2 separate regions of the Homo sapiens genome follow, and region 1 is linked to region 2. A link is an interaction called in ENCODE POLR2A ChIA-PET data of the cell type or tissue named here. Cell type or tissue: GM12878. All regions are shown on one strand. Each heading gives the region's core, and the rest is flanking DNA. Links, peaks and the distances in the headings are about the cores only.

What was found. Peaks named below come from ENCODE experiments on the same cell type or tissue, not always from the same donor. Only the 100,000 strongest peaks of a DNase experiment are listed, where the experiment ranks them.
Region 1: POLR2A ChIA-PET joins it to region 2 with 7 read pairs; 3 of 35 experiments call an interaction of 5 or more read pairs at or near these places.

Annotation. Positions count from the first base shown.
Region 1 is chr12:96,164,233-96,180,049 of GRCh38, reverse strand. LINC02452 (long intergenic non-protein coding RNA 2452) reads left to right here and starts at 7,570. Exons shown (of 3, transcript XR_945239.3): 1 at 7,570-8,223; 2 at 14,619-14,743. RefSeq lists a silencer at 13,465-13,759. In GM12878, for the core only: no CTCF peak of the experiment used is centred there; a DNase peak (open chromatin) is centred at 2,794.
Region 2 is chr12:96,406,546-96,415,992 of GRCh38, reverse strand. No RefSeq gene overlaps it. Among named protein-coding and RNA genes, the nearest start is that of CDK17, 11 kb to the right of the region's middle. RefSeq lists an enhancer at 8,250-8,299. In GM12878, for the core only: no CTCF peak of the experiment used is centred there; no DNase peak of the experiment used is centred there.

The DNA of each region.
Region 1 (15,817 bases), core at 337-5,336, 240 kb after region 2:
AGGCTGAGGCATGTGGATTACTCGAGGCCAGGAGCTCAAGACCAGCCTGGTCAACATAGTAAAACCCTATCTCTACTAAAAGTACAAAAATTAGTCAGGTGTGGTGGCACATGCTTGTAATCCCAGCTACTTGGGAGGCTGAGGCAGGAGAATCGCTTGAACCTGGGAGGCAGAGGTTGCAGTGACCCAAGATTGTGCCGCTGCACTCCAGCCTGGGTAACAGAGCAAGATTCCATCTAAAAAAAAATGATGATAAACAGAAAATGTATTAGCACAGGGGTGGGATGATCATCTTAGGGAGGCTGTGAGCTACATGGGGAAGGGTCAGATGGTCTTAGGTTCAGACTCGGCTCTTTGGTCTTGGGCGAGTTCCTTGATCCCTTCTAGTTTCCACTTCCTTGTTCATAAAACAACGGGCATAAAAGATCCACTTTGGAGTGTTGAGAGGAGTAGAGCTGAATCATACAAAATACCCCACATGTAGTTGGTATTCAATAAACCACCTTCTCAATTTCACTCTCAACCCTCAACATCCATTTTCTATCCAAGCAGCTGATTGATATTTTCAAGAATGTAAAGCTGTCATATCACTTAGAACCCTCCATGCGCCCATTCAAATACATAGTAGGGAGAGCACATGCCTCCCCTGTTGAAGATAAGTTTGTTCTTGTCCAGGGCCTTTGAGCTCTTCCTTTCTTTTTTTTTCCTTTTCTTTTTTTTTTTTTTTTGAGACGGAGTCTCGCTCTGTCACCCAGGCTGTAGTGCAATGGCACCATCTCGGCTCACTGCAACCTCCGCCTCCTGGGTTCATGCCATTCTCCTGCCTCAGCCTTCCAAGTAGCTGGGATTACAGGTGCCCGCCACCGCACCCAACTAATTTTTGTATTTTTAATAGAGACGTGGTTTCACTAGGTTGGCCAGGCTGGTCTCAAACTCCTGACCTCAGGTAATCCACCCGCCTCAGCCTCACAAAGTGCTGAGATTACAGGCGTGAGCTGCCGCGGCCGGCCAGCTCTTCCTTTCTTGAAAAGTGATTGGTTCCTCGCCAGTAGGGGCTCGGCTCAAATGTCATTTCTCCAGAGGCCTTTCCTCATCATACATTCCTCAGCCCAGTCATCTCTATCCCATCCTCCTGTTTACTTATTATAACAGCAACCTCTGGTTATCTTGTTTCCTTGTGTGTTGTCTGCCCCACCTTCCTCAAGAAGATATATTCTCCACAGGTTCATTCCTTGTCTCTCCTCTTCTGCCAAAAGCTAAGGTAGAGCCTGGCAAATAATAGGGGCTTGATAATTTTTTTTTCTTTTTTTTTTTTTTTTTTTGAGACGGAGTCTCGCTTTGTCACCCAGGCTGGAGTGCAGTGGCACAATCTCATCTCACTGCAGCCTCTGCCTCCTGGGTTCCAGTGATTCCCCTGTCTCAGCCTCCCGAGTAGCTGGGATTACAGGCACACGCCACTATGCCCCACTAACTTTTCATATTTTTAGTAGAGATGGGGTTTCACCATGTTGGCCAGGCTGGTCTCGAACTCTTGACCTCAGGTGATCCACCCGCCTAGGCCTCAAAGTGCTAGGATTACAGGCATGAGCCATCATGTCCGGCCGATAAATATTTTTTGAATGTATATTGTTGTTATTATTCCTACTATCATTTGGTGGTTGGAATTTATCTAAGGAAAGATTCCTCAGGTTATATCTGTACTTTGAACCAGAAGAGGAAACTAGTTGCATGCCTGAAATACAAAGCTGGGAAGGACTAGTAGGAGGAAGGACGGTGTGGGCCCTGGAGGGAGTTTTGTTTTTGTTTTTGTTTTTGTTTTTCCTTTTGAGACAGGGTCTCACTCAGTTGCCCAGGCTGGAGTGCAGTGGCACAAACATGGCTCACTGCAGCCATGACCTCCCAGGCTCAAGCGAGCCTCTCACCTCAGCCTCCCAAGCAGCTGTGCCACCATTTCTGGCTAATTTTTTTTATTTTTTTTTTTATAGAGAGGAGGTTTTACTATGTTGCCCAGGTTGGTCTCAAACTTTGGACTCAAGCGATCCTCCTGCCTCAGACTCCCAAAGTGCTGAGATAACAGGTGTAAGCCCCATGACTGGCCTGATGGAGTCTTTTAATGCAATAGAAAGAACTCCAGGCCAGGTGCAGTGGCTCACGCCTGTAATTCCAACACTTTGGTAGGCCAAGGTGGGCAGATCACCTGAGGCCAGGAGTTCAAGACCAGCCTGGCCAACATGCTGAGACCCTGTCTCTACTAAAAATGCGAAAATTAGCTGGGAGTGGCAGCATGTGCCTGTAGTCCCAGCTACTTGGGAGGCTGAGGCAGTGGAATCACTTGAACCTGGGAGGTGGAGGTTGCAGTGAGCTGAGATCATGCCACTGCACTCCAGCCTAGGTGTGCAGTGCGAGACTCCATCTAAAAAAAAAAGAAAAGAAAAAAAAAAGAGCTCCAAATTTGGAGCTAATAGGTCTGAATTCTGGGCCTAATTTTACCACAAGCTACCTCTGTTCTTTAACTTCTCAGAACTTAGTTTTTTCATACATATTTTTAAAAAAATGATTGGACTAACTTGGCCTTAAAAGTTCCCTCAGCTCTGAAATTCTGTGCCTTAAGAATGAGCCGCCTCTGAGGAAGCCCAGAAGTGTGTGTGTGAGATGCTACAGGAAAGCTTAGAAGGGAGCAGTGGGTTTGCCCCTCTCTGAGCAAAACTACTACTCAGATCCTTGACACCCATTCACTCCAAGCCAGACCTTCCCCTCACCACACCCTTCCTCATGCTCACCACAGCTGCTCAGAGATACTGACTAAATGAACAAATGAACATCCCCTGGAACCAGCAGAGAGTGGAAACTGAAAACTCAATGACTCAGTAGGAAGGACCACTGAGTCACGCAAGCCACTTCTTGTTTTCTCAGTGTACTCCAAGCCAAGTCCTGACAGGGTGGGAAGGCAGCAGAGCTCTAGCTCTAGTAAGTCCACACATAACAGCACTGCAAGGAGAAGGCCTTCAAAGTCAAAGCTGGAGGTAGGAGGGGAGGAAATGAAACAGTCACTTAACCTTTGTTCCAGTTATCTGCAGCAAACCCTACTATCCAACTAAAAGATCATATAGCCTGATACCTTAAAAGTAATAAAATCAGTTTCTAGAGTACCAGATATAAAAGGGGCTGTATCAGTTACCTATTCCTATGTAACAAATCACCACTTAATGGGTTAAAGCAGAAACCATATTATTTGCTCACAACTCTATGGGTCTGTGATTTGGTTGAGTTCAGCTAAGCGGTTCTTCTGCTGGTCTTACAGGAATCACACATGTGACTATGGTCATCTGGCAACTCAACTGGGGTTGGATGATCTGAGATGGCCTCACTCACATGTCTGGTGGTTGGTGCTGGCTGTTGGCTGAGCCTCTCTTTCCACATTATCTTTCATCCTTAAGGAAGCTAGTTTAGGCTTGTTCACATGGGTACAGCATCATTGCAGGAATGACAGTGGAAGCTGCAAGATCTCTTAATGCTCAGACTCAAACATAATGTTACTTCTACTACAATCTGTAGGTCAAAGCAAGTTACAGGGCTAGCCCAGATTCAAGGAGACAGGAAATAGATTCTACTTCTTAATAGGAGAAAAAGCAAAAGTATGCCGCAAAGGGAGCAAACATGCAGCGATGGGAGAAGTTGTGGCCCTCTTTATAGTCAACCTACTGCCAAGACCTTGATGCTCATGCAGTCCTCTCATTCTTTTTTTTTGAGACAAGGTCTTACTCTGTCTCCTAGGCCAGTGTGCAGTGGCATGAACACAGCTCACTGCAGCCTTGACCTTCTAGGCTCAAGCAATCCCCCCATCTCATGTGCCCACAAGTATCCGGGACTACAGGTGCACACCACCATGCCTGGCTAATTTTTGTATTTTTTGTGGAGACAGGGTTTTGCCATGCTGGCCAGGCTGTTCTTGAACTCCCAGGCTCAAATAATTCATCTGCCTTGGCCTCCTAAAGTGCTAGGATTACAGGTGTGAGCCACCACGCCTGTCCAGGCCTATCATTCTTGAAATGAGGAGTCTGATACACAAATAAGTTAAGTGCCTTGGTCAAGTTCATAGAGTTAGTGGCACATCCAGAATGGGAACCTATGCCTCCTGCTTGTCAGTCCAATGTTTTCACACCTTCAAGGACATTTTCTACCTGCAGCCTCTTTCTTCTTTACCCAAACCTAGTGACAGAGCCAGTCTTTTGAGCCACTCCACTTGTCAGAGCCATTCTTTAGACTGATATGGCTTTAGGAACAGAATACCAAAGCCCTATTTCCAAGGCTGGCCACAGCTGCCTTAGTTCTATGAATCTCCCTAACAGGAAAGGAGATTCCATTTCATCTTCTGGTCCCTTGGGAGTCTATTAGGCTCCCAGGCCATAGCTAGATTGGACAGACAAATCTCCTTTTGCTGGATTTTTAAAAGGTATTTCATAAAATAGTGCTTTGTATAAGAAGAAATGTTCAATGTCACTAATCATCAGAGAAATACAAATCAAAACGACGAGATACCATGTCACCCCAGTTAAAATGGCTTTTTTTGGCCAGTCTGGTGGCTCATGCCTGTGATCTCCAGCACTTTGAAAGGTCACGGCAGGAGGATCCCTTGAGTTCAGGAGTTGGAGACCAGCCTGGGCAACATGGTGAGACTCTGTCTCTAAAAAAAAAAAAAGTAAAAAATTAGCCAGGCATGGTGGCACATGCCTGTAGTCCCAGCTACTCGGGAGGCTGAGGTGGGAGGATCACTTGAGCCCAGGAGTTCAAGATCAGCTTGAGCAACATGGTAAGACCACATCTCTACAAAAAATTTAAAAAAAAAATTTAAAAATGGCTTTTATCAAAGAACCAGGAAATAACAGATGTTGGTGGGGATGTGGAGAAAGAGGACCTCTCATACACTGCTGGTGGGAATGTAAATTAATACAGTTACTATCGAGAACAGTATGGAGATTACTCAAAAAACTAAAAATAGAACTATCATATGATCCAGCATTTCTACTACTGGGTATATATCTAAAAGAAAGGAAATCAATATATTGAAGAGATATATGCACTCCTGTATGTATTGCAGCACTATTCACAATTGCCAAAATAGGGAATCAACCTAAGTGCTCACCAGCAGATGAATGCATAAAGAAAATGTAATACATATACACGATGGAATATTATTCTGCCATAAAAAGGATGAAACCCTGTCGCTTGCAGCAATTCAGATGGAACCGGAGGTCACTGTGTTAAGTGAAATAAACCAAGCACAGAAACACAAATGTCACATGCCCATACTTTTTAGTGTGGGAGCTAAAAAAGCAAATCTTATGAAGATAGAGAGTAGATTGGTGGTTACTGGAGGCCAGGAAGGGTTGGGTGAGGGGAGATGAAGAGAAGTTGATTAATGGGTACAAATATATGGTTTGACAGAATACATAAGACCTAGTATTAGATATTAATAGATCAGTAGGGTGACTATAGTTTCCAGTAATCTATTGTGTATTTCAAAATAGCTAGAAAAGGGCTGGGTGCAGTGGTTCACACCTGTAATCCCAGCACTTTGGGAGGCCGAGGCGGATGGATCACCAGAAGCCAGGAGTTCGAGATCAAAATAGCTAGAACAGAATTTGAATGGTCGTAACATAAAAAATAGACAAATATTTAAGGTGATGGGTAGCTCAAGTATGCTGATTTGGTTTCTACAAATTATATGAATGTATTCAATTATCACATGTACCCCAAAACTATGTACATCTATTATATATCAATTAAAGCAGTGCTTTGTAGTTGTCATTTTTAAGGCAATACATCTCTAGTATATCTTGGAAGGGTAGTGACAAAATCTGTTAGATACAATACCACTGTAAAGAATTAGTTCACCAGGCTGGGTGCAGTGGCTCATGCTTGTAATCCCAGCACTTTGGGAGGCCGAGGTGGGTGGATTACTTGAGCTCAGAAATTCGAGATCAGCCTGGGCAACATGACGAAATTCCATCTCTACAAAAAAATACAAAAAATTAGCCAGGTGTGGTGGTACACGCCTCTAGTCCCAGCTACTCAGGAAGCTGAAGCAGGAGAATCGCTTGAGCCTAGAAGGCAGAGGTTGCAATGAGCCAAGATCACGCCATTTCACTCCAGCCTGGGAGACTGAGTGAGACCCTGTCTCAAAAACAAAACAAAACAAACAAACAAAAAACCAAATCAAATTAGTTCACCAGAACAGCTTCTGAAAGTGAAGGCTAGAGGGAGTAATATTAATTATCTAACATCTATTGAGTTCAAACTACATCCAGACACTAGGCTAGGCATTTATATATATTAGCTCATTTAATTCAAATAACCTTGTGACATAAGTTTTATGGCTTTCACCATTCCTAAAATTGGTCTGTCAAACATCATGTTTATGTCAAATTGCCAAATCCAAGGTTTCACAACTTTTAGTTTTTTTCAACTCTCCTTATAATTTGAGAATACATATTCATTCAATTGTCCATATGTCTATTCTACTAAGTGACAAGACCTGGTTTAGGTATAGGAGATACAGCAATAAACAAGTCAGAAACATTTCTTATGCTCGTGGACCTTATTTCTTGTCTAGTGAAATGGACATTGAATAAGTGGCAGCCAATAGGATGGGGGTTATGAATAGGGAGGTGGAGAAGCCCTCAGAGAAGGCGTCTCTTGGATTCTGGGAGTTGAAACTCTCCAAATTCTGGTTCCTATTTCTCTGACCACTCCTTTGACGATTCCTTTTCCTCCATGTGCCCTTTAAATCCTGGCATTCACCAAGGGCTTGTCCTCATAGCTCTGTCTTCTTTCCTTTCCATCTGTTGGTGATCTCAGCCAGTTCTCCTGCTTCAGGCATGCTTGGTTTAATATGCTTTTCCTGGGAGCTCTCCCAAGCTCCATGGCTTCAACACCTGCTGAGGATTTCCAAACTTGTTTCCTAGTCCGTATTTCCAGTTCCCTATAGGATGCTGTCATCAACCTGTGCAGAACCACGCACTGGACATTCAAACCTCCTTGCTGGTATTTTTAGTTCTGCCATCATTTACCCTAGCCCTTTCAGCCTGCTAAAATCCTGTTCACCTTTTGAAGTCTGCCCACCCTCTTCAGGTGGAGCCCATCCCTTCCTCCTCTGAACCCCTCTGTGTATTTCCCCCTGGCTACTTCCATACTTAATCACCTTAAAGACAAATTAGTTTTTTCTGTGGCTGGCTCTTCGTGTGCTCCCTGCGACTGTCTGCTCCCTGAGGGCAGGGATCAAGTCTTGTTCATCTTGAAATGCTCCATGTTTTGCACAACAGTAAATGCCCAAGTTTACTGTTCATTGCATTGTTGAACTACATTTGGATCTGTGAACTATTTTCAACTCCGCAGTCAAAAGTAGCACATTTTGTTCCGACCATAACACTTCTTCTAGAGTTTCTATTAGGGTTAGTCAACTGCTCTTGTCTCGGTCATGAGATTGTGGGCGAATTTTATGGGCAACCCAACTTCCCATCTCCGCCCCCACATTTTATTTGTCTTTTTTCCACCAACACCCCCAGTGCCAATCACATAATGGAAGTGTTTGTAGTCCAGACTCATTCCATTACCTTGGCTTCTCCTTGGTAAGAGGACATTCATTCATTCGTTCATGTACTTATCTAACAAGTACTAATTGAATTCCTCCTTTGTGCCAGGAATTGCTCAAGGCAAAGTCCCTGCCCTGAAGGAATTCAAATTCTAGTAATGGACATGGACAATAAATAAGCAAATAAATAAGCAAGAAAATACTAGATTGATACAAGCTATGAAAGGCATCAACAGGGTGGTAAGACAGAATGAGAATGGGAAGGTGCCACTTTAGATAACATTGTTCAGGATCAGCCTCCCTGAAGGAGTTTGGACTGAGACTTGAGTGGCAGAAGGAACCTGGCTCTAGGCCAGGTGTGGTGGCTCATGCCTATAATCCTAGCACTCTGAAAGGCCGACGTGGTAGGATCGCTTGAGCCCAGGAGGTTGAGGCTGCAGTGAGCTGTGATTGTACCACCACACTCCAGTCTGGGTGACAAAGTGAGACCCTGTCTCAAAAAAAAAAGAAGGAACTGGGCTCTAGAAGGTCCAGAGGAGATTCCAGGAAAAAAACAGGAACATTGGAGACACCAAAGGAGCATCATGTGCACGGCATGGAACGAGCAAGTGGGACAAGCTGACACAGGGGAGGTAAGCAGAACCAATCGTGGGGGCTTGGAGGCATGTAAGCACTTTTAATTTTTATTAAAAGCAAAATGGGGAGCCATTAAAGGGTTTTGTGCAGAGGAGAGACATGATCTGATTTATTTTGTAAAAATAGCTCTTTAAAAAGAATGTAGAGTGGACTGAGTGGGAGCAGAAAGACCAGTTAAAAGAGTGTTATAGTAGCCTAGGCCAGTGTACCGGTGGCTTAGAGCAGGTTGGCTGTTCTATATCCACATGAGGCTTGATTCTGTCTGCTCTTACTACCATTCCGACCCATTAGTCTGGCCAGGAAAATTCTCAGTGATGCCACCGCATCCCTGGTGCCCGTGAGAAATCCAGATGCCGAGAAAGAGGGACACCAGGTTTAGCCAGGAGCCCTTGGTCCTCTTGTCTCTATCTCCATGGTCTCTTGTGTTCTGGTTCAGCCCCATAGGAGGGACAGCCCTGCTTCTTTTTTTTTTTTTTTTGAGATGGAGTCTGACTCTGTTGCCCAGACTGGAGCACAGTGGCACAATCTTGGCTCACTGCAACCTCTGCCTCCCGGGTTCAAGTGATTCTCCTGCCTCAGCCTCCCAAGTAGCTGGGATTACAAGTGCCCACCTCCGCGCCCAGCTAATTTTTGTATTTTTAGTAGAGACGGGGTTTCAACAGGTTGGCTAGGCTGGTCTCAAACTCCTGACCTAAAGTGATCCACCTGTCTTGGCCTCCCAAAATGCTAGGATTACAGGCGTGAGCCCCCACACCCAGACTGGGACAGCCCTGCTTCTGAGCCAGCCCTCCAGAGGGTTGGAGAGATTGGCAGGGCATGGGATTGTCTGAAGGCCAAGAGGGCTGTAGAATCTGGCAAGTGTGGGCAGCAGCAGCAGCGGTCTAAGCTCTCAGCAGCTGCCTGAGCTGCACGGCCCACTCCCTGGCTCGAAGCTTGTTGCCTCTGTCTTTACTTATTCTCGGAAGATCTCTGAATGCTAAAGCACACTGTTTGTTATAGTTGTTGTTGTTTTCCCCTGGAAAAATAGAGGAGCATTTTAAATAGATTATACTGAGTTGAGTGAACTAGAAACTTAAGAAGAGCTAAAAGGGCACTTGGCATTCGCCCCTCGTCTCCTGCAACTCTTCGCAGGCCCTTCCTGGCCCTCTAGCTCAGCAAACCTTCTCCCTTCTCCCCCCGGACCAGCCTCTTTCCTCCTGCAGCCCTTGTCGTGTTCTCCTGCCTATCTAACCCTCCAGCCAGTCTCTGCTCTAATATCACTTCCTTCTAGTGACTGTCCCCGAGGGCCGCCTGCCAGTCTATGTTATGTGCCCTGATTAAATGCATTCAAAGCACTAGAGACTTTCTCTTCACAGGACTCATGGTTAATTATAATCACATACTTACCAGCAGGGTGTGGACATATACACACTACGGCTCAGGTTTTTTTGTTTGAAAAATGTCGTTTACATTTATTTTTATAACTGGTCTCATCTGTTCCCACTCCTGCTGATAGTGGAGGGGAAAAGAAATTTACACTTACCAATGAAAAGTAACTGCCTCTTCCGGCTTAAAACAATCTGTTTCGCCCAAATAATCAGTTAATTCTAAGTTGAAACTTCCTATCAGGATTGCTTCCTTTTCTCTAAAGCATGCTTTCCCTGCCCATCCTCCTCAATACAGGGTCCGGCTGCAGGGAGGGGTGGGTCAGAGGCCCTCAGGGTGTTGGGCAGGGCCCAGGGGGGCTATCATGGGATAAGACCCCCTCATGGGAGCCACCATTGCATCTACACCTGGGCTGTGTGGGGGCAGCTCTGCCCTCCAGCCCTTGGCCACATCTGGGCTTGCCGTGGCATCATCCCCTGCCCGCCAGCTCACGAGCCTGCATTCTCAGCTGTCTTGGGAGTATGTCTTGGGGAACTTCGATGTTCCCTACAGGCTACACACAGGTCAAGAGGAAACGGGGAGCAATCACAGGCTCCTTTCCCTGAAAACACGCCCAACACCACCATTTCGCCCCTGCTGTGGCTGCCCTCACAGTTCATGGATGCCATGCTAGACAATTTCCTCTGAGTTCCAAGCAGAAAGCAAAGCTCTGCCTTCTCTGAGCCAGCTTCCTCTCCACCACCTGGGCCATTCAACATCCCTGCTCTAACGTTTGCTCATGGCAAAGGGGCCTGAATGCAAAGACACTCTTCTTACTCCCACTTCGTCCTCCTCCCTTTTCTCCCACCCTTCCTGGCTGGTGGGAATGACTCTGTGGCATGGTCTCCGTTGACTCACACTATAGTGTAGGCAGTGTGAAGCTGTGCGGTAGGTTTGCCTCTTGCAGGTAAAGGCAAACCACTGCCCTCCCTGCCACCTACCACTTTTTCTTCATCCACTCCCCGACCAAACCTGCCTTTTAAGATTATTGTCTCATGGATATATCAATTATAGAGATGGGGGGGGGGGGTCTCGCTTTTTTGCCCAGGTTGGTCTCGAACCCCTGGCCTCAAGCTATCCTCCTGCCTTGGCCTCCCAAAACTCTGGGATTACTGCAGGTGTGAGCCACCATACCCAGCCTGTCTTATGGATTTAAAAATTGAGTGTGACCCTCAAAGCTGAGCAATGACCTCTTTCTTCTGCCTGGCATCCACCCATTCTATATCGACTCATCTACTAGGCAGGGGCTACATGGTTGTCAGGAAACAAAGACCATCTTTGCTTAATGTTTAAAAAAAAACTTCCCATGAAGTAATTTGTCTGATTCTTTGCACAAATTCTAGCTGTACATCTCTTTTGCTCAACACCATATACTTTGTGACTAACCCAGGTAGTACTGAGCATCTGGGGCTGCAGGCACATGCCATGACACCAGGCTAATTATTTTATTTTTTGTAGAGACAGGGTCTCTCTTTGTTGCCCAGGCTGGTCTCAAACTCCTGGCCTCAAGCAATTCTCCCAAAGTGCTAGGATCACAGGCGTAATCCACTGCACCCAGCCTCTTTCAATTTCAGTATGAATAAATGTTCATTATTTGATAGACTTCATTTTGGAACAGAAATAATATCTAGATAATGGTGAAAAAAGTAGATGTTACTATTTTGGATCAAAAATAAGATACATGGCCAGGCGTGGTGGCCCACGCCTGTAATTCCAACACTTGAAAGGCCAAGGTGGGCAGATCACCCGAGATCAGGAGTTCAAGACTAGCCTGGTCAACATAGGGAAACCCCGTCTCTACTAAAATACAAAAATCAGCCAGGTGTGGTGTCACATGCCTGTAATCCCAGCTACTGGGGAGGCTGAGGCAGGAGAATCACTTGAACCTGGAGGTGTAGGTTGCAGTGAGGCGAGATGGTGTCATTGCACTCCAGCCTGGGCGACAGAACGAGACTCCATCTCAAAAAACAAAGAAACAAACAAAATATATGAATATAAAACAATATAAGAGTCTTTTTCTAAGTGACTTATAAATTGGCTTTGAGGATTAGCCCACACAAGGATTTGGGACAAGGAGTTCTAAAATGTTTTCTGTAGGGGTGTCATGGGAAAAGGAGCAGGTCTTCCAAGGGGACCAGTTAGATGGTGATGGCCGGTATCTGAATGCAAAGTTTCCAGTAAATGAGTTTTAAAGACAATAATGTTGGTTTATAGTAATATTTTATACAATATTGGACTTTTACAGGAAACTATTTGTAATCATAGTGAATTTCATTTAATAACCTAATAACTTGATTGTTTGGTACTCATGTAGAAATTGTAGGTCTTACATGATTTGGGGCTGTTGGAATCCAAGATTTTCTTCCCAATTGTTATAAGCTTTCTCCAATAGTTACTTTAAATTTGCCCATTATTGCTTTCTCTTCTCACTGTTTTCCTTTAACCTGATACTTGCTGACAATTCACCAGAGAGGTGAGCCCCTTGCATACTTCTAGACTTCCTGTACATGTTTTATCAGAGCAATAATGATGACTGTTCACCCTCATTACGGGTAAAATAAGTTAAGACAGGCTCAGGCCTAGGTTAATATGCTTCTAACTTTGACTCTAAATGAAACCTGTGTTTAGGAAGAGGGTAGCTGAGGAATCACATGTCCATAGGGGCCAGGCAGGTAACCTAAATGTATGAAGAGAGCTGGCTGTAAGAAAAGCAACAGGTGAGAAGCCCTACCATCAAAGTGGAAGCTTGGAACTGAGTCATCTGCTGGGCTATTTTAGAGACCCCCTGCTCAGAGGCCTGCTGGTCTTGGAGTGTGGCAGGCCTGATTCCACAGGTGGAGGCCACAGCCCTACTGGGTCCTGTGAGAAACAGAGCTTGGAGAGCCAGGGGAGTCCCTCTCCTGGTTCATCATCCTTAGCAGGACTCCCTGGCTCGCTCAAGCTCCATCTGATGCTCAGCCTTGGATTAGAAGGGCCCTTGCTGCCTCCTTTTCATGGGAGTTGAGAACCTCCTGAAGCCCATGCAGGACTTTGGGCTCAGGTCAGCTTGGGACTCAGGCTTATTTTTCTGGAAATGTAGCAGACTCTAAAATGCTGGCTTCCAGAGATCAAGGACTTGTATATTACTGTATTCAGGACTGAGCCAGCTGGCAAGCTGTAGTGGTTACTAAAATATCAAAATGCACCAAGTGACTCAAGGGTTAACACCTGACACAGGAGCAAAGGGCCTCCAGCACAGGCCCAGCAATATCTCCAAAGTCCTCCTGAAACCCTGAAAAACAAAACTGGTGAGTTAGGGTGAAAGCCTTCCTGTTACATGTGTTGAAAATCACCCCTGATTGTTCTTCAAATGTAACTCAGTGCCTGGCACCTTCTATAAATGAATGAACACATGAATGAATGAATGCATTAATGAATGAATGAATGAATGAATGTAGGGCTGGAGGGCAACAGCTGTTCAATACGTGTGTGTTGCATGAATGAGTCTTCATCTGCTGTTTTCTGAAAATGCAGGCATTCCTTACACACAGCAGAGCTCTCTGAATCCATCTTAAATAGCATTTTACACTGGTTTGAGAACTCAAGGTCACCCTCTTACTTGTACCTGGGCTTTTATATAATACGCTTTAATCACCTGCCTGGCAGCTGTCAGGAAAGCTTTCTGTTGTAACATATCCAGGGAAAAAGTCATATTTTGCTTTACATACTTAAGTGAAAAATTGGTCCCTGGCTGAACATAATGGAAGTCATTCGTTCTGGAAAAAGCAATTCAGAAAAAGATATCCCCTAAAAATCTAGCACAGTCCACTCAGAACTCCATCCTCTGATGGGCTGGGGAAGATCCTTAGACTTATGAGCTATTTTGAGGGGGGTAGGGGGTACTTTAATTTCCCATAAGGGCAAGTGTCTAGGAAATCTGTCTACTAACTGTAACTGTTTGCTCCTGAAATGTGTGATTGGCCCCATCTGAGAGGTGACGGATGCTCCTTTTAGTGCCTGGCAGTCCCCATTACAGCGAGTGTGGAAGTGACTTCTGTGATCCCTAGCCAATGTGAAGCCTTTCAGTCAGGAAGAAGAGTGGAGAGAAACTTCTTACATTTCAAAGTTTGCCCTTGAGAAGGCCTTTTCCCTCACGCCCCTCTTCCCAAAACCAGGGAATCTGATAACATTTTTCTATAATTTTTTTTTTGTCACCTATCTATGTAACCAGAGGCAGAAAGGAACGACTTGGTTTAAAACACAAGGCCGAGGCATAAGGTGGCGTGAGTCCCCAAAGCTGCTCCCTGGTTTCATCTAGGCCCTCTTCTTTCAGATTTAGTGATGGAATTCTCCCTGTTAGAGCCGTGGTTTTCATAACCCTAAAACCAGAGCTGTGCGGCCTCAGGGTGGGCAGCCGAGATTCCTGTGGCAGCTTCTTCTGAGCCCTGGGGGGTGGGAGGACAGACGGCAAGCGGGGTGGAAAGGGACAACTCCAGCCCTCACTAGTTACTTGGGGGTGGAGTGAGGATACATTTCTTGTGTCCCTTATGGTTGAGTTTCTCAAAGCTCATCTCTGGCTGAAACCAGGGAGCCGAACCAAACCCCTGCCTCGTGGGAAGCAATGATGTAGCCACTTTCAGCTTTTGTTCAAATGCTCCTGAAAGGGAGCCGCCCTATCACACACGGAACTTCAGGAAAGCTCATGCCCTCCCCAGAAATGACAAATGGAAAAGACAGAACAGTCTCCGGCCAGGCCAGGATACAGTCTCTGGAAAGAGATTGTTTTTGTCTCCATTGCCATAGAAAACACATCCTTTTAACTTAATAAGTAGGGAAACAGCATAATCACACGCGCTGGAGGTTACCAAGGTGAACAGAATCCAAGATTAAAATCTGCCAGTCCAGGGGTGCATGGAAGCATGGGAGGCCCAAAGAGGAAATCTAGTTTGCTGTTGGTAAATTTTTTTGGATGCTGTTTATGTTTGAACTTTTCTCTGTTTTCCTGTAGAAACTTCCGTACCCTCTTCCTGTGTCCCTACAAAAGCCTGGACAATGCAGTCCCAGCCCTGCTGCAGAACATGGGCAGGCCCCACCTTCCTCCTTCCTGCAGGGATATCCTTTCCTATAGAAGAGGTAAGAATGTAAGGTTCATGTGAAAATGTGATTATATTCCTTATCTCAGTCATTTCATGATTTGCTGTTTGGCGACAATAAGTCAGCCTGGCCACATTCACAATAGAGGTGGCCCCGGTTCCTAGTTTTGGCTCGTGCTGTTTTCTCAGCTGAAGAGGGCAACCGGCTGTTAAAAACGCTGCCTGTTTTCCAGGATCTTATCAGGAGTTCATGTCTAAGGCCAGAAAGAGAAGGGAGGGCTCCATTTTTTTTCCTCTCTCCTCATTGTTTCCAACTGAATTGGCAGGAAATAGGAGTCCTCCACCTGTCCCTCTCGGGAGCAAAATTGATTCGATTCCATTTTTCAGATGTATCCGCTACCACCAGAAATTGGGGACATTTCCGCTCACCCCAAAATGAATGCGTTCCTGGATTGACACAAATGACATCTTTCAGAATTGCAAATTAATCACATTTAAATGGGGATGTTTGGGACGGGGGATTGGTGTCAATTGCCCCACAGAATCTCAGGTTTGCTTTCTCTTCTCATTCACCCTTTTGTGAAGTGCCTTTTAGGGCTGTGGGGCTTGACTGACTCCAACAAGTTTGTGTGAATGTGGTGTGTGTGTGTGTGTGTAGTGTGTGTGAATGTGGTGTGTGTGTGTGTGAATGTGGTGTGTGTGTGTTTAGTGTGTGTGAATGCGGTGCATGTGTGTAGTGTGTGTGGATGTGCTGTGTGTGTGTAGTGTGTGTGAATGTGGTGTGTGTGTGTAGTGTGTGTGAATGTGGTGTGTGTGTGTAGTGTGTGTGAATGCGGTGTGTGTAGTGTGTGTGAATGTGGTGTGTGTGTAGTGTGTGTGAATGTGGTGTGTGTGTGTGTAGTGTGTGTGAATGTGGTGTGTGTGTGAATGTGGTGTGTGTGTGTGGTGTGTGTGAATGCGGTGTGTGTGTGTAGTGTGTGTGAATGTGGTGTGTGTGTGTGTGTGTGTAGTGTGTGTGAATGTGGTGTGTGTTTGTGTGTAGTGTGTGTAGTTTGCATGTACCATCAATGGCGTGGACACTCAGAGAACTGAAATCCTTCGCTCAGGGTCTCAC
Region 2 (9,447 bases), core at 1-5,000:
TGTTAATCTGGGCTTTCTTACATTTGTTGCTATCAAAATTGATAGACTTACCACAAATGACAAGCATATTACCATGTAAGACTATGCTGTAATTTCTTCTCAAGTCAAGTAATGGCAGCCTTTATGTTGAAATTTGCTTTGGGGGAAGAATTTTAATTTTTTTCTTTTGTATTTGCTCACTGAATTTATTTTAGATTACTCCATTTACGTGAATAAACAAGAATGAGAGAAGAAAATTTTTTATAGGATTTTTTTTCTGTGTGAAGAAGTCAATTTCTAATACAATAAGATAAAATATGTGCCAAAATTAGGCGGGATGTTTATGTGCATTTTTGTGAGAAAGTGATTCTTATCTTTGATCAGGTCAAAAGAGGTGAATGACCCTCTCCCACCAATAAACAGGGTTAAGAATTGCTCGTTTAAACACCCACTTTAGGCTGGGCACAATGACTCACACCTATAATCCCAGCACTTTGGGATGCCAAGGCTGGAGGATTGCTTGAGTCCAGGAGTTTGAGACCAGCCTGGGCAAAACAGTGAGACCCCATCTCTACAAAAAATACAAAAATTAGCTGGGCTTGATGGCATGCACCTGTTGTACCAGCTACCTGAGAGGTTAAGAGGATACCTCGAGCCTGGGAGGCAGAGGCTGCAGTGAACTATTATCATGCCATTGCACTCCAGCCTGGGAGACAGATGGAGACCCTGTCTCAATAAATAAATGGCGACTTTATTTTATAGTGAATAAGTGAAGCCCCTGGAACATCAAACATTTGCCTAAGGTGACACAGCTAGTAAGTGTTAGGACTGGAATTTGAATCCAGTTATCTTATGTCTAAGGCGTAAGAGACATGTACTATATGAACTACTATATATGTAGCCATTACATTTCCTCAATGGGGCATCCCATAGTGACATAAGAAAGTTATTTGGAACCAGAACAAATCAAACCAAACCAAACCAAAACAAAACAAAAAAACAACCAATAAAACAAACAACAAAATTATGTGAAAGTGAAGTCTTTTGTTCCAAATGTGTGACTATCAGATTTTCTCAACCTTGACTTCCAACCTGTCCAAACCTGTGCTAACTGCCAGCTGCTTGGAAAATCCATCTGCCACCTACCGCATCTTGTTCCTGCTTGTTTTTCTTCTTTAATGACAGATGTCCCAGTTACAAATCCAATAGCAGATTTAAGCATCTGAAATAACCAACACCAGCCTTTACCTGGGTGTGTCTCTATTCTCAAAACCCAAACTCTGGCTTTTCCTGGTGTGTCACTTTGCCATTGTCTGAACTCTGGATATAATACTTTATACTACAGTTTGGTGAGTTCTTGGGGCTATATGTTGAAATAAACCCATTGCTTTAAAGAGAAAAAGGTACAGGAAGCTAATTTAAAGCTTTTTTAATTTTCAAGTATAAAAAAGTCATACATTTTCACATTTAATTCAATAAAATATCTTTTCATAGCCTGAATTTTTTTTTTTTTTTTGAGTTCAAGAATTTCTTTTTTTCTTTCTTTCTTTTTTTTTTTTTTTGAGATAGAGTCTCACTTTTGTCACCCAGGCTGGAGTGCAATGGTGAAATCTCGGTTCACTGCAACCTCCACCTCCCGGGTTCAAGGGATTCTCCTGCCTCAGCCTCCCGAATAGCTGGGATTACAGGCATGCACCACCATGCCTGGCTAATTTTTTTTGCAGTTTTTGTAGAGATGGGGTTTCACTATGTTGGCCAGGCTGGTTTCGAACTCCTGACCTCAGGTGATCTGCCCGCCTCAGCCTCCCAAAGTGCTGGGATTATAGGTGTGAGCCACCGTGCCCAGCCAAGAATTTCTTTTTAATTGCCGATCAAAACAACAAAAGAGAGTTGAGATTTTGACTCTTGGTATTTCCTGTCTGCCATTTCGAAGATGGGGTAGGCTATTTGAATTACATCTGCTGTTAGTATATGAACAATAAATAACAACATTAGCTATCAATATCAATATGGTGCTGTGATGCTGAGAACTATATAAGCATTGCCTCTGGCCTCCTTACAATCACTTTGCAAAGCAGAAAGTATTATCCCAATCTGCAGATGAGAAAATGGAGATCAAAGAAGTTAAGTGACTTGCTAAGTAGGAATACACGGTTATAAGTGACAGAGTCAGAGTTGGAACCCAGGAGCAAATATTTTTTAAAAATTCATATTAAGCCCAGCATGTGGACAAAAACTTTCTTTTCATGAATGAGTATAATTTAAAGGTAGTCTAGGAAAAACAGGTACCTACTGCTGGGAATCCCAACGGCCTTTGTTAGTTCCCAGTCCAATTTCCCCACTGTAAGCAGGAATCCTTTAGTTTGTAGCAGCAGTGGGTGAAATCAAGGTGGGTGGTTTGGGAGAATAAACTAAAATGGACATCCCATCTGGGAAGTTAATAGTATCCAGGGAAATGGTGGCAGAGGCAGCCATCCCTGTATCTGATTTCTCACAAAAATGCACATAAACACCCCCCCATCCCCAATTTTGGTAAACACTGCATCTTAATGCATTAGAAATTGACTTCCTTCATATAGAAAAAAAATCTTAGAAAAAATTTTCTTCCCTCGTTTTTGTTTATTCACATAAATGGAGTAATCTGAAATAAATCCAATGTGTGCAAACACCAAAGAAAAAAATTAAAACCCTTCATTCAAAGCAGCATGTGCAGACTCCGCTTGCATGAAAACATTGTGGTACCCAGCAATGGAGAAGGGGAATTAAATGATCTATATGGTAGCTGACTGGGCAGGACCCCAAACAAGAGTGGCACCCCTTCACTCCAATGACTCCTAGGCACGTTTTGGGAAAGACTTTGCAGGGAGTTAGGGAAGGTTCACAAAACACAGGTCACAGAGTATTAGGCAGCCAACAAATAGAATAATCATGCAGACTCTATAGCAACAGGAACAAGTATTTACGATAATGACAAATGAAGAACATAATACAAATCTACCTGTATACTATTAAAGCATATATGAATATGAAATAAAGGCTAAAAAGAAATACTCCAAAATGATACAAGTTACTGTGTTGGAGTTGTAAAGTTATGGGCAATTTTCTTTCATTTCTAAATTTTTTTATGATGTTGCTAATGTATGATTTTAAAAGTGTTTACCAAAAAAAGATAAAAGGGGAAGAGATAAATTAATATTTTATATTATATGGGAAAAGTGGAAAGTTCTTAAAAACCTAATGACTTTTTCTTCCATTCTTCCTCTATCATCTTTTCAAAGTCTACTTAAAGCTTCTTCTCATTCCAGTTCATTCTCTGTTTTGAATAAAACTGATCAGTCCCCCTCAGGCTCAATTCCAGCATAGTTTGAGCCTGTTGTATTTTGCTAGCTTGGTGTCACTTGTGTGAACCATACAGACTTGTCTCAATCTGATTTGGAAGTATGTGACCTGCAGGAAAAAGCTGAGATATTCAGTTTGCAAAACAGCAAAAGGCAGGAATCAGATACAAAAAGAAAGGCAGTGTTTCTCAGGTAAGCAAATAAAAAACCTTGCATGTAGTTTTACTGTTAATAAACAATTAACATTTGAAGTAAATATGTCAGAAGCTATAGAACGAATAGAAATAGGTTGACTTCCTTCCAAATTCTGCTTTGTGCTAAGATATTTGGTCAAACTACATATTATGCATTCATTGAGGCCAAGGATTGCCACTTAAGGTACTGCTGCATTCTCTATAGCACTCAATGCTAGATTCCTAATTAGGCACCAGTAAGTGCTCATCAACTTGTCTCTTAAGCAATGTAACCTGCTTTGGTTTCCTACTCCTACCACTTCTCCCAGCTAGAAGTCCCCCTCTTCTACTGAGCAGCATATTCAAACTTTTATCTTAGGCTATTAGCTCTTTTTAAGTTATGGCCAGACCTTCTTCACCCCGATAGACACTAAGCCCTTTGAGGACTGGGACATTGCCTGTGTCATGTTTCCATTATTTACAGTGCCTGGTTCATTGTAGACATGAAATATAAATTGTTTGAAGGAATTCTTGAAGGAAATGGTAGTTGAAAAGTATATATGAGGCCGGGTGCGGTGGCTCATGCCTGTAATCCCAGCACTTGGGGAGGCCAAGCCGGGGGTGGATCACTTGAGGTCAGGAGTTCGAGACCGGCCTCGCCAATATGGTGAAACCCTGTCTGTACTAAAAATACAAAAATTAACTGGGCTTGGTGGCGCACACCTATGGTCTCAGCTACTTGGGAGGCTGAGGCAGGAGAATAGCTTGAACACAGGAGGCGGAGGTTGCAGTGAGCTGAGATTCACCACCGCACTCCAGCCTGGGCAACAGAGCAAGACTCTGTCTCAAAAAAAGTATATATGACAGTTAGATAACTTCTAGTTTCCAATCCTAAAATTGTTTGAGTTCCTCCGATAAAATAAATTTAGATTTATAGCTGTACTTGTAAATACAGGTTATAGAAAGCAGGTAAATAAGAATCTGTGGTTCAGGTGCTTTGGTCCCCTTACAGGAGAATCTTTTCAGATCACAAACGACATGTATTTTGTTCACAGTAGCTATTACTGACCCTTCATATTCCGAATGTTAGGTAATACTTATGATGAATAATACACTAAGAAATAAACATAGATTTTTTTTTTTGGCCTAAATGGGGCTGCAAATCTTCAAGCAAAAAATGTTTCTTTTTCTGCTTTACTTTTTGCTAAATATTGTAGTGCATCTCCATAGAAGACAGATGACTTCTTTTGAGCATTATAAACTCTGCCTTCCTAGATGCATTTTCTTCAAAGTATTTTTTTCCATGACTTTTGCAGTCATGGTGTGCGGGAGTGGAAGGAAGAACACTAACGTTTACTCATTGCCTGTAAAGTGCCAATTATTGGTGGGCACTTTTATATTTGGTGTCATGTTGAATCCTCATGAAAGGCCCTATGAGATACAAACATTTTACATATGAAGGAACTGAAGCTCAGGAAGATTAACTATCTTTCTCAATATCTTACAATTAATGGTGGAGCCCAGATCTAAACCCAGGCTCAGGTTCCTTTCACTATTTTTTTTTTTTTTTTTTAGAGACAGAATCTCACTCTGCTGTCCAGGCTGGAGTGCAGTGACACAATCATAGCTCATGGTAATCTTGAACTCCTGAGCTCAAGTGATCCTCCCGCCTCAATGTCCTGAGTAGCTGGGACTACGGGTGCAAGCCACTGCATCAGGCTAATTTTTTTTCTTTTTTAGAGACCAGGTCTTGGCATGTTACCCAGGGTAGTCTGGAACTTCTGGCCTCAAGCGATCCTACCACCTTGGCCTCCCAAAGTGCTAGGATTACAGGCATGAACCACAACACCTGTCCCACTTTGAATTCTATATTCTGCTGCATCATGCTAAAATTTTTTAGAACATTTATGTGAAATAAAAAAGGCCTGAAATATTTTATTCCATCATGCCTAGCAGTTGATAGAAAGTAGTAAAGGAATAAAGCATGATGCACAGACAGGCACTGACTACCTTATCAGTGGGTTCATTTAAAATGATGTGAATGATCCCAACATGTAAAATAACTTTTTATTTTATTTTATCTTATTTTTTATTTTTTCATTACACACCACGATTCTTCAAAAATCTTTTTAAACAGATTACATTACTAAGTGTTTTTTCTTAACACTATAAGAAAATGATCTTGTAAACAACACAAGTGGTCTTTGGAAATGTCTTTGCATTTGCAGAAGGCATCAGCACTTCTGATGCCTTCCAATCAAACTAGAATTTAAGGATGAGTAATTGTTATGAGCTCAAGAAAACAATTTTAATTGTGATTTATCTAATGACTTTGAGTATCAGGGTGCCCAAAGAAATAAGATATCCTACCTAATGGCAATTTTCTCCCTGCCTAGAAGGAAAGCACCTTTAATTGCACAGATGATCTACAGTTCAGACTAGGAATATAAAAAGAGGCAAATTTACATTAAATACACACATGAGATGGAACAATATCTCAAACTTTTCAGATTATTTCCACATTGAGGAAGTAGAGGGAGAAGGGAACTGACATTTATTGCATATTACAGTCTGCTTTAACAGGATATCCTGGATTTACCAGGTCAATATTTTACATAGAGTTAAGTAGGTTTCAGGCACGCCTCACTCACTGTTGCCCACTGCTACACTCTTGCACTACAGAGATAAAATGTCAAAAAAAATATTTTGGCTGGGCGCGCAGTGGCTCACGCCTATAATTCCAGACTTTGGGAGGCCAAGGCAGGCAGATCACGAGGTCAAGAGATCGAGACCATCCTGGCCAACATGGTGAAACCCCCTCTCTACTAAAAATACAAAAATTAGCTGGGTGTGGTGGCACGTGCCTGTAATCCCAGCTAATTGGGAGGCTGAAGCAGGAGAATCACTTGAACCCCGGAGATGGAGGTTGTGGTGAGCCAAGATCATGCCACTATACTCCAGCCTGGCGACAGAGCAAGACTCCATCTCAAAAAAAAGAAAAAAGAAGTATTTTTAAAGTATACTTATAGCTTATATTAACCTCTTCTTTGACCCTGAGGCTAGAAACCAACTATGGGTTAAGCGATGTGACTTCTATATAGATATACTTACAGAAAGCCCACATTTTTAACAGTGTGTTTTGAAAAATTCAGGCTTGTACAGACAGGTCAGATAATACAGTGGTTTCAAATGGCCATTAAACAGCACAGTGTTTTGGATCCCATTCTCTTTCTGTTTTTAACCGAAAGATTAACATGCAATAAACTGCACATCTTTAAAGTGTCCAGTTTGATAAGTGTACACCCATAAAGCCATCACCACAATGATTTAAAAAAGAGAACACATTTGTCATCCTCCACAAGTGTCATGCGCCTTGGTAATCCTTCCCTTCTTCAGACACAGGCAACCACTGATCTGCTTTTTGTCACTATATTTTGCATTTTCTATAGTTTTATAACAATGTAACCATACAGTGTGTGCTCTTTATTTGGTCTGACTTCTTTCGCTCAGCGTAATTATTTTGGGATTCATCCATGTTGTTGGATGTATCAGTAATTCATTCCTTTTTATTGCTGAGTAGTATCCTACAGTATCAACTTGTTTATCCCTTCACTTGTCCCTTTTTTTGTTTTGCCCTCCTATACTTGTCAAAATTTATACTTTCTCTAATTTTCTTTTTTTCTCTTTTTTTTTTTTGAGACGGAGTCTCGCTTTGCCTCCCATGGTGGAGTGCAGTGGTGTGATCTCAGCTCACTGCAACCTCTGTCTCCCGGGTTCAAGCAATTCTCCTGCCTCAGCCTCCCAAAAAGCTGGGATTACAGGCGCCCACCACCATGCCAGGCTAATTTTTGTATTTTTAGTAGAGACAGGGTTTCACCATGTTGGCCAGGCTGGTTTCGAACTCCTGACCTCAAATGATCTGCCCATCTCAGCCTCCCAAAGTGCTGGGATTACAGGCATGAGCCACTACGCCCGGCCCTCTCTGATTTTCAATTTCTGATTATGCCCTTGGCATTTACCCATGTATAGTGGACACCAGTGGTTTCTGACCGTCGTGCATTCCACCCCACACCTGTTACTTCTGCTAGAAGCACCCTCCACTCCTTTGGACAACTGCGTCTTCCCCATTCCATGTAGTCTGGTGGGACCCTTCTGATTAGTATGATGCAGGCCAATCAGAGTCTTTCCTTGGAATTTTCTAAATGGACCTCCTTCCCCTTGGATTAGGAACTGTGAAGGTGTGATCTCAGAGCTGTCAGTGAACTTATAAAGAATGAGGTTGGCACATAGACAGAAGCCCAGATGAAAGACAATCTTCCTGAATCTGGCTAGTGATAAAGCCCACTCATCCCTGGCTTCCTGCATTTTAATTAAGTGGGTGCCCCGCATCCACCACCCTAGTTATGGTAAAAGCACCTGTTTCTTGTTTTGGGAGGACCGCCCTTCCCATACTCTCAGCACATGTGATTCAGCTGAGGCAGACTCCACCCTGTCTTTGGGGTTAAGCATATGTCCAGGCCCTAGCCAATCACTCATCTGCCTTGGCCACAGTGACAGTCAGTGATTTAAGCTGAGCTAAATAAAGCTAATATTTGTGCTACTAAAGATGTTACTCCCTTTTTCCTTTGGGACTTGAACCTAGAAGCTTAGAGCTATAAATATTACAGACATCTTTTGACCTAATGGGTGGAGAGCCAAGGCCACCAAAAGCAGAACTGAAAGGAGAGGAACCAGGTTCTGATGACATCGGGACAGCTGTTGGCTAAGATGACCTTAAAGTCTGCGCCATCCCTAGTCTTTTTTTTTTTTTCTTGAGACAGAGTCTTGCTCTGTCACCTGTGCTGGAGTACAGTGGCGTGATCTCAGCTCACTGCAACCTCCACCTCCCAGGTTCAAGCAATTCTCCTGTCTCAGCCTCCTGAGTAGCTGGGACTACTGGCGCATGCCACCATGCCCAGCTAATGTTTGTATTTTTAGTAGAGAAGGGGTTTCACCATATTGGTCAGGCTGGTCTCGAACTCCTGACCTCAGGTAATCCACCCACCTCGGCTTCCCAAGGTGCTGGGAATTACAGGCGTGAGCCACCACACCCGGCCCCTAGTCTTTTCAATCACACAACAACAAAATCCCCTTTCTGTATTGTTTGAGTTGTTATTCATGTCACTTACAACAGAAAAACTTGAGATACAATGCATTACATTCATTATCTTATTTAATCCTTACAACCTGGCAAGTAAACTGTTAACCCAATTTTACATATGGAGAAACTTTTAGTTAAGTAATTTAGCAAAATCTCATGGTGACAAAATTAGGACTCCCATCCAATCCAACTGATTGCAAAGCCCTATTACTATGCAATGTTCCTTCAGGGCTAGAACCCTGACCTGCTTAATTTATGCTTTTCTACTCTTTCTTTCTATTACATGAAGCTTAACACTAACAACATCTGCAGCTTTCTTATTGCTGAAATAAAACTTGTATAAGACTTAATTCTCCCTTTTCCCTGCTTCTTACCTTTTTTGTCTTCTTTCCCCTCTTCCTCGTTTTTTATTTTTCCATTTTTCCAATATCTATATTCCAAATATTTGCTCTAGTCTTCTTCACAGATCATATCAATTCTAGGATGGTCCTGGGAGTCATGTAGGCTAGGGCAAGGCAAAGTTAGTTTACTGAAATTTGCACTTCTGAACTACTAATACTAGAAGACTACAAATCAGTCCTATCAGCTTACCTAAAAGCATATCACTGGGCCAGATTTCAAAGATGACAAACCATCCCTCCCTTCTCCCATTAAAAGGATGAAAAGGTGCCGGGCACAGTGGCTCACACCTGTGATCCCAGCACTTTGGGAGGCCGAGGCGGGTGGATCACCTGAGGTCAGGAGTTCGAGACCAGCCTGACCAACATGGAGAAACCCCCGTCTCTACTAAAAATACAAAAATTAGCCGGGCATGGTG